Linked DNA regions of Homo sapiens: region 1 is linked to region 2. Evidence: read pairs that join two places in POLR2A ChIA-PET (ENCODE). Cell type or tissue: MCF 10A. All regions are shown on one strand. Each heading gives the region's core, and the rest is flanking DNA. Links, peaks and the distances in the headings are about the cores only.

Region 1 (5,372 bases), core at 59-5,058, 86 kb after region 2:
ATTGTGTTCCCTAAAAAGATATGTTGATGTGCTAACTTGAGGTCCCTGTGAATGCAGGAAACCAAAATATTTCTTCTCAAAATAGTGAGGATTGTTAAGTTAAAGACACTGAAAATGCAGGGGAACACTGCCTTGGCCTCTACTTGCCTGATGACAGGCACGAATCCTTCCTTACTTAAGACACATCACTTGCTTATCAGCCCAGAGAAAGCACCTGCAGGCACCAGGAAAATCTAGGAACAGATTTTACTCTCTTCCCACATTTTCCCACTTTTTCAAACACTGAAACTGCTCTCTCCTTTGTCTTGTCACTAGATAGGATTTATGGCTCTTTGTTAAAATATTGTTTAAGCAAGGCTTCTACGCCACTAGCTTGAGAGAGAAATACTTTTGAACTGAGGCCTCTTCCGCATGATAGGCAGAGCATGCATTAATACATTTCTGCTTGTTTCTCTTTTGTTAATCTGACTTTTGTTTTCCAGAGTGTCTCAAATAAGAACATAAAAGGGAGGGGAGAAATTATAGTTTCTCCCCTACATGAACTTATTCGGATATAGGGTCTTTGCAGATGTAATCAAGTTAAGATGAAGTCATATTTGATTAGGATAGGCCCTAATTAAATATGGTTGCTGTCTTTATAAAATGAGAAGAAGAGACCAGGTGTGGTGGCTCACACCTATAATCCCAGAACTTTGGGATGCCAAGGCAGGAGGATTGCTTGAGGCCAGGAGTTTGAGACTAGCCTGGGCAACACAGCAAGACTCCATCTCCAAAAAAATTAAAAATTAGCTGGGCATGGTGGCATGCACCTGTAGCCCCAGCTACTTGGTGGGCTGAGGCAGGAGGATCAATTGATCCCAAGAGTTCAAAGCTGCAGTGAGCTATGATGGCACCACGGCAACCTGGGTGACAGAGCGAGACCCTGTCTCTTAAAGAAGAAAAAAAGAGGAGAAAAAAACAGAGACACAGAAAAAAGTCCTTGGGATGATAAATGCAGAAATTGGAGCCATATATCCACAAGACAAGGAACCACCAGGATTCTTGGGAACTCCAGAAGCTAAGAAGAGGGCATGGAACAGGTTCTACCCTAGGGCCTTCAGAGGGAGCGCAGCCCTGCAGACACCCTGAGTTCAGACTTCTGGCCTCCAGAACTGCGAAAGAATAACTTTCTGTTGTTACAGCAGCCCTAAGGCACTAGTACAGGTGACATGTATTGCTCTTCTGAAGAGCAGGGTGTCTACAGCGGCAGAGGTCTGGGTCCTGGCACGTGCCCTTTAGGATTCCAATATCCTTAGGGGCCTGCTGGTGCTGACAGTTCCAGAACCATAAGACAGAATTCCTGCGGGCCAGTTTGGAAGCAGAGACAGGAAACTGGAAGAGCCCTTAGCCTGTGCTTGGGCTTAAAGCCCTTTAGCTTGTGGCTTTAACTCTGAAACTTCTAGAGGGCATCTTGCAGGTCAGTGTGAGGTACAGAAGTTGTCACAAGCTTCCTGGCTCAAAGAAAGTGAGACTTCACGAACTTTTCTGGACATCACACCAGCACTTATGAAGTTATCTTGTTAAGCACAGATGAAATCAGAAATACAGGCATTCACCATCACTTAAACAAAGCTCAGATTGTAGAGTGCGAGGAAGAATCGGTGGGATCTGGCCAGGATTTGGTCCTACGTGCCAGAGGACTGACACAAGACAGGGAACAGATTCCACGGGCCCCTGGCAGCCTCCCACCTCTCAATAAAAATATCAGTACTGGCGAAAATAAAACCGCACAGGCAGACGCAATATCATTTCCCCATGGACATTCAGAATTATTGCATCTTATGGGTGGAAGGGACTTTAAAAGCCAACCTGTATCTTACAGCTGTTGAAAGCAAGGGCTTTGGAGGAAGACTGATCTGGGGTTGCATCCTGGCTCCTTGACTCTAGGGAATGACAGCTCTAAGTTTTGTGCCTTTGGGCTTGTTTCCTTTTCCGTAAAACAGGACAAGGCACTAATATTCTGGGCTCTAAAAGTGCTTATAAAATGCTTAGCATAGTTGCTGACTTATCACAAATACTGAGAAAGTGGTAGGTCTTATGAGGATTGTTGTCATTTCATCCAACTCCATAGCAATGCTGGCTTCCCCTTTGTAAAGGGGATCCTGCCTATATTCAAATGTTGCCAGCCATGGCTCTCTGAACACCTCTACTTAGAACCTCCTTTGCTGCAGGAAGATGATTCCTTGTAAAGAAGCTTCCCTTGGATGAAATTGCCCACTAAGTTTGCAGCACTGTTAAATGATTAGGGGCATGGGCCCTAGCCCTACATTCAAATCCCAGCTCTTTCACTTAGGAAGCTTGATGTCCTTGAGCAAATTACTTAGCCTTTCCGGTAACTAATGGTCACAATGGTTCTATCACTCAACCTTTCAGTGCCTCAGTGTCTTAAGCTGGCAGATAATGATGATGATGGTAGTACCTACCCCATTTAGTTGTCATAAAGTTTGAATTAGGGAACATATATAAGGCATTTAGAAGAAAGCCTGACATACAGCAGGTACTCAATAACTAGGTATTATTGATGTAACTTCCATCCCTCGATTTGATCTTATTATGTCCCCCCCAAGATTTGTTTTCAATTTCAATAAACTGCATCTGAATTAGGCCAGAGACCATCAGATCACCAGCCCCAGCCCTGGAATTGGGATGGCTTCATGGACATGTGACCTGTGCCCTTGACCAGGGCCCCGTGCTCAAGGGCCCACTCTTGCTTTAATCCTCTTCAGTCTCCATCTTGAAGTTCTTAATAATTTTTGAGTAAGGTGGCCCACAATCTCATTTTACACTGGCCTCAAAAATTCTATAACTGGCCCTCCCTGGAATACTGGTATCGCTGGTTTCTTGCCTTCATGCGTGAGCAGGGTTAGGAAGCAGGGGCTGCCTCAGCAGAGCTTTGTTCTCCTCGTAGCTCTTCCACTCCGTGCAGCAGGTTGGTAATCTTGGGGCTCCATTGTTCGGGTAACCCCCTCCCTTTTCTCCCACCCACCTTTCTTCTCCTTGTCCCCTGGTTTCCACCCTTCCTTCCAACTCTTGCTGCTTCTGCTTGGTAGCCAAGCTCAGAGGTGTTTGCCCTGCTCCAGACCCAGGGCCTGGGCCACCAGAGGGGTTCACCTCCTTCTTCTGGCTTGCCTCTCTCCTTCCCCTGGTGATGGTGGAAATCTTTTTGCTGGCTTGCAATGGTGAGAATGACACTGTCTTTGAAGGAATGGGAACTCATAAAAGTTATAGAGTAAGATTTCCAGTTTCTTGGCCTAGAGGTGGGGTGTAAGGGTTAGCAGAGGGTTCCTGATGAGAGCTGCTTGAGTGAAGGATCAGCGGGCATGGGGCTTTGCTCTCAGTCACCAAGGGAATAAGAATAATCTGTTCTCATGCATCAAACAGGAGAGTTTGCTCCCCATCTTTTCCATGAGGACAACTCTCCAGGATGACATTCTCTCCTTCTCTAGTGTCTAACATAAAACGGCATTAGTTCTTAGCAGACACAGCCACCACCGGGAATTGTTTGGTCCTGCTTGCTGCTTAAGAAAATCTGCAGGAGAAAGGAAGTAGATTCAAGATGAAACAAGGCAGTGTGTTCTTTAAGATGCAGAAAAAGCGCTAAGGGACTTATGTTTGGAGAAGACTCTTGTCCCACCAAATGGAAGAAAGATGCCAGGAAGATAAAGCACAAGCGGCCTGCCGCGATGCAGAGCTGGAAACACTTCACTGGCTGGCAGGATGAGAAAAGGGGTCATCCGGAGCTCTGCCTGTGCCATGGGGGCATCCCTGGGGCTGGGGCTCAGCCAAGATTGCCTCAGTAAAAAGGGGGAAATGAGGCCTTGGAATTCCTTTCATGCTGCTTGACTGCCAGGCCCCCAGGGTTCTTGCAATCAGGCACAGAGCCCGAGACTCCTAAGAACTGCAGATAGGGCACTGGGATAATCCTCCTTCCATTTCACAATGAGTGAACTGGCTCTCAGCTGGAAGAACTGCTTCCCAAGGCACACTCTGGGCCTGACTCCTTTAATCACCATGGAGGCAAAGTCTCCTTCAGGTTCCCCTGGTAACCAGACTCCTCACGTGGGCTCCAGGCTAGCCCTGAGGGCATCTCCAAGTGACTGCCCACTGGAAGGGCAGGGCTGTCCCAGACTCCTGGTCTTGCTCCAGCCACCAGAATCTGCTCCATGGACTGAGAGCCTGGAGGTCTGAAGCAGAGTCTCAGCGGCTAGTGACAGTCTCCAAAGCCCAGCGCACTTCACCAACATAGGCCCCAGTGGCAGGAAGACCTGATGTTGTGGGAATGTTTACTCAGCCACCTCAGAGAGTCAGAAAGGCAGCTGTTCTAACCGCACCATGTCCCGGGATGTGAAACTGGGACTTGATCCAGAGGAGGCTGGTGGGGCAGTTACCTTCCCCAAGGTCAAGCCTTGGGCTAGGGCTATTAAGTTGGCAGGCTCATCCTGGGGCTCAGGAATGCCATGGAGACTTCACCCTGCAGGGCTGATGGGTGGAGAAGGAAAACCCCAGCTCCTGACAGGCATTGGGGTGGTGGCAAGAAGAGACCGGGCTTGGTTAAAGGCACACAACTTGAGTCTTGGCGTTGCCACCGACTCCCTGGCTGAGTGTGGATGGGCCACTTCCCCTCTCTCAGCCTGGTTTTTGAGGGGCTGGAGGAGCTGGAGCAGCTTCCTAAGGGAGCTTCCAGCTCCGGTTTTTGATGATTTGAGTTTCCGGTGTCCTGAGCTGCAGATGGCATGTGGGGAATGAGGAAGCTGTAGAGAGCTGACTGGTGATTTCCCCGGAGAGTCTACGGCTGTTGGGGAAGCTCCCACTACCACAGACAGCCCGGGCCCCACTTGGCAGCCCTGGGCCTCGGATCAACTGAAATGTGTAGGGGGAAGCGAGATGAGCTCATTAGATCCACCTGTGCAAATCAGCGCCTTTCACAGCTGAGTGTCCTGGGGAGGGGAGGGTTGAGAAGGCAGCTCAGCCAGGCAGGAAGCCCCGCATCGGAAGACGAGGCTGACACCAAAATGAGGATGGTAGAAGCATATTTAATGACACGGAAAAATGTTCAGTGGTAGGTTAAAAAAAATGCAGGTTATAAAAAGCAGCATATGTAGGACAATCCTCTTTATGGGGAAGAAATATTTCCCTCTAAAGTAGACACACACACGCACACGCACACACACACACACACACACAAGAAAAGGCCCTAAAATTCAAGGAGTGATTATCTCGGGGTGCTGGGATTTCCTGTGGCTTTTATTTTCTTCCTTTGTGCTTTTCTGTATTTTCCAAGGTTTTGTAATGATTCAAAAAAGACTTTTTTCACAGAATGCTTGGCGTATTAA
Region 2 (5,372 bases), core at 175-5,174:
GCTATTTCAAATCTTTTGTTTAAAAGAAAAGAGGAAAATGCAAATTTGGTTTACATAAATATAAATAAATCTGAATACACAATATGCACACTTTGTAAATTTGCATGAGAAAATAGTAGTCATGTTGACTTTTGGGAGAAAGGGAACTGAATGAGTGAAAACCAGAGATGGTTTCACTGTATGCCTCTTAATATATTTAATGTTTCCCAGAATTTTGCCCCATGCAAATATATTCAAAAAGTTGAATTTCAAAATGCTAGAAATAAAACAAAAGGCATTTCTATTTATTTGCTGAAAGTTGTAGGGTCCGGGGCTGGAAGGAGAGGGACTTCTGTGCAGGGTTTCGTTTTTGACTCTTAGGACAGGTCCAACAAACTGAGGAAATGCCACTTCTAGCCACCTGAGAAATTTACAAAGACTGAGAAATTTACAAAGAAATTTAAAAAGCTACTGGAACCCAATCTATGGTCAGGGATTCCTATGAGGGAGATGGAGCAAGTGATCTAGCATGTGATTCATTGCTGTCATTGGCATCATCACCATCCCTAGTATCAAATGGAATGTTGGTATGATGACTTAGTTTACACAGTGATTTCACATGTATCACCTCATTGGATTTCCCAGCCATACACTGAAGTTAGCATTCACGTTTTTATTGTTCTTCTTACTTTTATGGTCGGTAGCAGACACTGTCATTGCCCCTCCTTACGCCCTGGGTTCTCACCATCCCTGATGGCTCCTTACTGTAAGCACCAGTGGTCCCTTCCTGTCTCAGTCGGTTCTGGCTGCTATTTAAGAAAAAGAAAAAGAAAAAACACCAGAGACTGGGTGGCTTAAACAACAAGCCTTTATTTCTCACAGCTCTGGAGGCTGGGAAGTCCAAGACCAAGGCACCTGCAGATTGGGTGTTGGATGAGGGCCCGCTTCCTGGTTTGCAGATGGCTGTCTTCTCATTGTATTCTCACATGCTCAAAAGCAGAAAGAGTGGGCAAACTCTTGCGTCTCTTCTTATAAGGGCACTAACCCCACCCCAAGGGCTCCACCTTCATGACCTAATCACCTCCCAAAGGCCCACCTCCTAATTCAATCACATGCAGGGCTAGTGTTTCAACACAGGGATTTTGGAAGGATGCAAACATTCAGCCCATAACATGCCTAAGAGGTTTCTTCAGCCACAGGCTCTGGCTCAGCCTGTGCTAGGGACAGACCAGAGGTGCCAAGGAGCTAATGCCTCTAGGAGCAGCCCTTGCCCTGTGGCTGATGGCAGCTGGTAGCTAAATCCCCATGCTTCCTCCCCCCTTGGGTGGGACAGCTCTGAGGTGTGCTCCACAGTCTCTCAAAGATACCTACTGGGATTAGTTCCCAGTTGCCCTCCGTGGTGACCTAACCTGCTCAGTCAAGCTCTCTGGGTTGCTTTTCTGTCTTCTCTTTCCCATGTCTCCTCTTGACTCCCCTCCTGGCATTTCTCGTGATCCTGTCCAGAGGAGCTACTTGCTCTCCCATCTTGTCTCAGGCCTGCCTGTAGGAGAACCGAGCCCAAGTCAAAGGCACATCTCTAGTGAGTGAGCCATCAGGGACTGACCCAGTGCTGGTTGCAAAGCCCAAGCTCTGTCCACCCCATCAAGCTGCTGTCCTCATGGGCTCTCACAGAAGACAAAAGCCAAAACCAAGAGGGCCAGCATTCTCTTCAAAGCCCAGGCAGAGGAAAGCCACCGAATCAAGCACATCCATGAGCTCTGAGCATCCTCACATTCAAAGCAAAAGAAAACATGATGCCAGTTCACCAGCACAAGTATTTAAACCTGTCTTTCAGAACACTTTAAAATAGTTCATTTTTTAAAAAGCATTCATTTCACGTTTGAAAAATAACTAAATATTCATCCAGGCTTGTTCACAAATGTGCTACTTTCGTTTATTGAATGCCTTGCTTTCCTGTCAAAGAATTACATTGTCACTTAAAGTCCTCTTTCATTTTCTTACAAAATCAGATCATCATCTTGAAGGGAGCTATGTGGCAAGATTGGCAAGGGGGCCATGGAAGGCTTTGGAAGGAGCTAATATTTGGGCTGAGACCCTGCAGGTGAGTAGTTGGTCCAGCAGGCAGAAAGTTGGGATGGTGTTTCCCTGGCACAGGACTGGCCTGTGTGTGTGCATGGATGCCAGAGAACATGCTCCATGACAGCTGGGCTCTGAGCCAGCTGGAACAAGCAGAAGAAACGTGTGTGAGTGAACAGGCAGGCACGCCACACTCTGCCTCCCAGGCTATAACAAGAAAAAAGAGAAAATGAATGTCGAATGGGGAAACCACCTGGTTTCCTCTAGACCAAGAGTGGGGCCCTAAGGGCGAGCATGCCCTGGCACCCGCACTGAGCAGGGCTTTGTGCGACACCCTTGAGTCATCTGGGAAGGTTCTGCAGCAGTACTATCGATAGCTCTGGGACAGTAGAAGCCTTGTTAAAGACCCAATCTCCTCCATAAGATACTAACTATTGAGCTGGGGTCCGAGGGAAGTCCTTTAACCGGGTCAGGGGCCCATTCCAGGGACCAGGATGGATGATCAGGAGTGTTTTTGGTACTCATAGACTGGCTTGTGCTCTCAAATATTTTAAATGGTAGAGATGCAAGATCAGAAGTTTGGGCTGGGCATGGTGGCTCATTCCTGTAATCCCAGCACTTTGGGAGGCCGAGGCAAGCAGATCACTTGAGGCCAGGAGTTCGAGACCAGCCTGGCCAGCACAGTGAAACTCCATCTAAAAATACAAAAAATTAGCAGGGTGTGGTGGTGCACAACTGTAATCTCAGCTACTTGGGAGGCTGAGGCATGAGAATTACTTGAACCTGAGAGGCAGAGGTTGCAGTGAGTTGAGATCATGCTACTGAACTCCAGCCTGGAAAACAGAGTGAGACTCTTTTTTAAAAATAAATAAATAAATAAATGTAAAAAAAAAAAAGTTTGGAGGAACTGTTCTATGACACACTCAGCACATATGTTGTAACCGGTTGATGTGAGCCCCCGTCACTCTCTTGCTCCCTCTCTTGCCATGTGATGCGCCTGCCCCTACTTTGCCTTCCACCATGAGTAAAAGCTTCCTGAGGCTCCCCCTAGAAGCTGAGCAGATGTTGGTGCCATGCTTGTACAGCCTGCAGAACCATGAGCCAATTAAACCTCTTTTCTTTATGAATTACCCAGTCTCAGGTATTCCTTTCTAGTAACATAGAAATGGACTAATGTAGTTATATATTTTTTAAAGGTATTGTATTTTAAAAACAGCAGCAATAGTGATAGGAAGCTTGGACTTCCCTGGACAATCTGAGATTAAGTGTAGGGGATCTTGATCTCCTCAGCATCTGACTATAGCTTCCCAGGAAGCTCTGATTTCCATCTGTGCGTCCAGTGACCCCATAGGTGTTGGCCCCACCCCAGTTTTAGGAAGAGAGCATGCAATCCACACCAAGCCAATCAGTGGGCTGCTGCCTTGGCCACAGGAATTGGTTAAAATGGCAGGACCTAATCTAAGCAAAGTGAAGTTCAGGGCTCGTGTTTAGAAATGTGGGACAAAGGCATTCTCTGTCTTCTTCAGATGAGGTCTGGCTTCTGGATGTGAGGATTAGAGCTGCTGCAGTCATTTTTGCTACCCAGAAGGAGGCCACCCTAAAAACAGTTCACACACGGAAGAGACTGGTGCTGAGAAAATGTTGGGAAGGAGAGTGGACTGGGTGCAGTGGCTCACACCTGCAATCGCAACTACTCAGGAGGCTAAGGAGGGAGGATTGTTTGAGGCCAGGAGTTCAAGACCAGCCTGGGCAACATAGGGAGACCCCTATCTCTAAATGAAAGTGGGAAAAAATGGCTGGGCACAGTGGCTCACACCCGTAATCCCAGCAGTTTAGGAGGCTGAAGCAGGCGGATCACTTGAGGTCAGGAGTTCGAGACCAGCCTGGCCAAAATAGTGAAAACCCATCTCTTCTAAAAATAGAAAAATTAGCCAGTTATGGTGGTGGGCACCTGTAGTCCCAGCTACTCAGGAGGCTGAGGTGGGAGGATCACTTGAACCCAGGAGGCGGAGCTTGTAGCGAGCCAAGATTGAACCACTGCACTCCAGCCAGCCTGAGTGACAGAGTGAGACTCTATCTCAAAAAAAAAAAAAAAAGGGTGGGAAAAAATTATCTGGAAATGGTGGCATATGCCAGTGGTCCTAGCTACTTGGGAGACTGAGGCTGGAGGATCACCTGAGCCCAGGAGTTCGAGGCTGCAATGAACCGTGATCATGCCACTGCACTCTAGGCTGGGCGATAGAGCAAGACCCTATCTCAAAAAAAAAAACAACAAAAAATTCAGTGTTGGCCCTAATCATATTTAGACGCTCTGGAACAAATTGTGCCTGAGATTACCTTCAATTTGGACTTGTGGATTACATAACCTAATCAATGTACTCTCTCAGATGAGCCCCAGCCAGGAAAAGAGAAACCACAGTAGATATTTCAAAACAGGAGATTTAGTAAAAGAATTTTACACAGTGACAGATGAAAATGAGGATGCTGCGATAACTCGGGAGTAGGTTACTCCTAGGGCTGGCAGAAAAGAGGGGAGAGGGTGATTACCAGAGGAGGGTCTCATGATGCTGGTGCCGGGCTCCTGGGGGGAAACTGCATAGCTTGTGTTCAGACCACTGAAGAGGAGGGGGCATGATTTGACAGATGCTCGCACCCCCAGGGTGGTGGGCCAGGAATTGCTCTGATGCCCACAGTGAGTAGGTGAGGAAGCTGTCAAGCTTCTCCTCCACCCCCTAGGTCCCAGGCTGTTGGTGGGCTCCAGCACCTCTGCAGGTGCATGGTGAGGGGCACCTGGGAATGCTGAATGGAGCTGGCAAGTGGAGCTCACCGTCTGCTCCTGCTAGAGGGACACTGCCAGGAGCTGAAGGACAACAATGAGGTCCTTCTCCTCTTCTCTTGCCCCAGTCTCCCTCTAGTGCCTCCTGTGGGCATAGTCTGTCAATTGTGGCTTGCAGAGTACCCTTCTGGCATCACAGGGCAGTAGGGTGAGCTTAGACATGACAGCCGAGAGGTAAAGGGCGGGTCTCACCAGCTCCCACTGGGCTTCCATTCCTTGCATCCGGCTGGTACACTTGATTATCATAATTACCGCAATTAGAGCCTTAGCCCATTTTTCCTTGGGCCATAATCTGGAAACCATTTTGATCGTCCTAAATTCTATTTACTTTCAAATCTTCTGTGGATAGCTGGGGCGCCCATCTTCCGGCCTCTTGGATGAGAAGACCAAGCTCAGGGAGGCCAGATACCAGCTTCACTCCAAGTTGACCACTTCCATTCTGGAAAAGCTCCCAGAGCAAGGAGACTTCAGGACCCACTGC

What was found. Peaks named below come from ENCODE experiments on the same cell type or tissue, not always from the same donor. Only the 100,000 strongest peaks of a DNase experiment are listed, where the experiment ranks them.
Region 1: POLR2A ChIA-PET joins it to region 2 with 5 read pairs; 5 of 35 experiments call an interaction of 5 or more read pairs at or near these places.

What each region holds. Positions count from the first base shown.
Region 1 is chr4:25,969,896-25,975,267 of GRCh38, reverse strand. No RefSeq gene overlaps it. Among named protein-coding and RNA genes, the nearest start is that of SMIM20, 58 kb to the right of the region's middle. In MCF 10A, for the core only: no CTCF peak of the experiment used is centred there; no DNase peak of the experiment used is centred there.
Region 2 is chr4:26,055,666-26,061,037 of GRCh38, reverse strand. No RefSeq gene overlaps it. Among named protein-coding and RNA genes, the nearest start is that of LINC02357, 12 kb to the left of the region's middle. In MCF 10A, for the core only: no CTCF peak of the experiment used is centred there; a DNase peak (open chromatin) is centred at 2,267.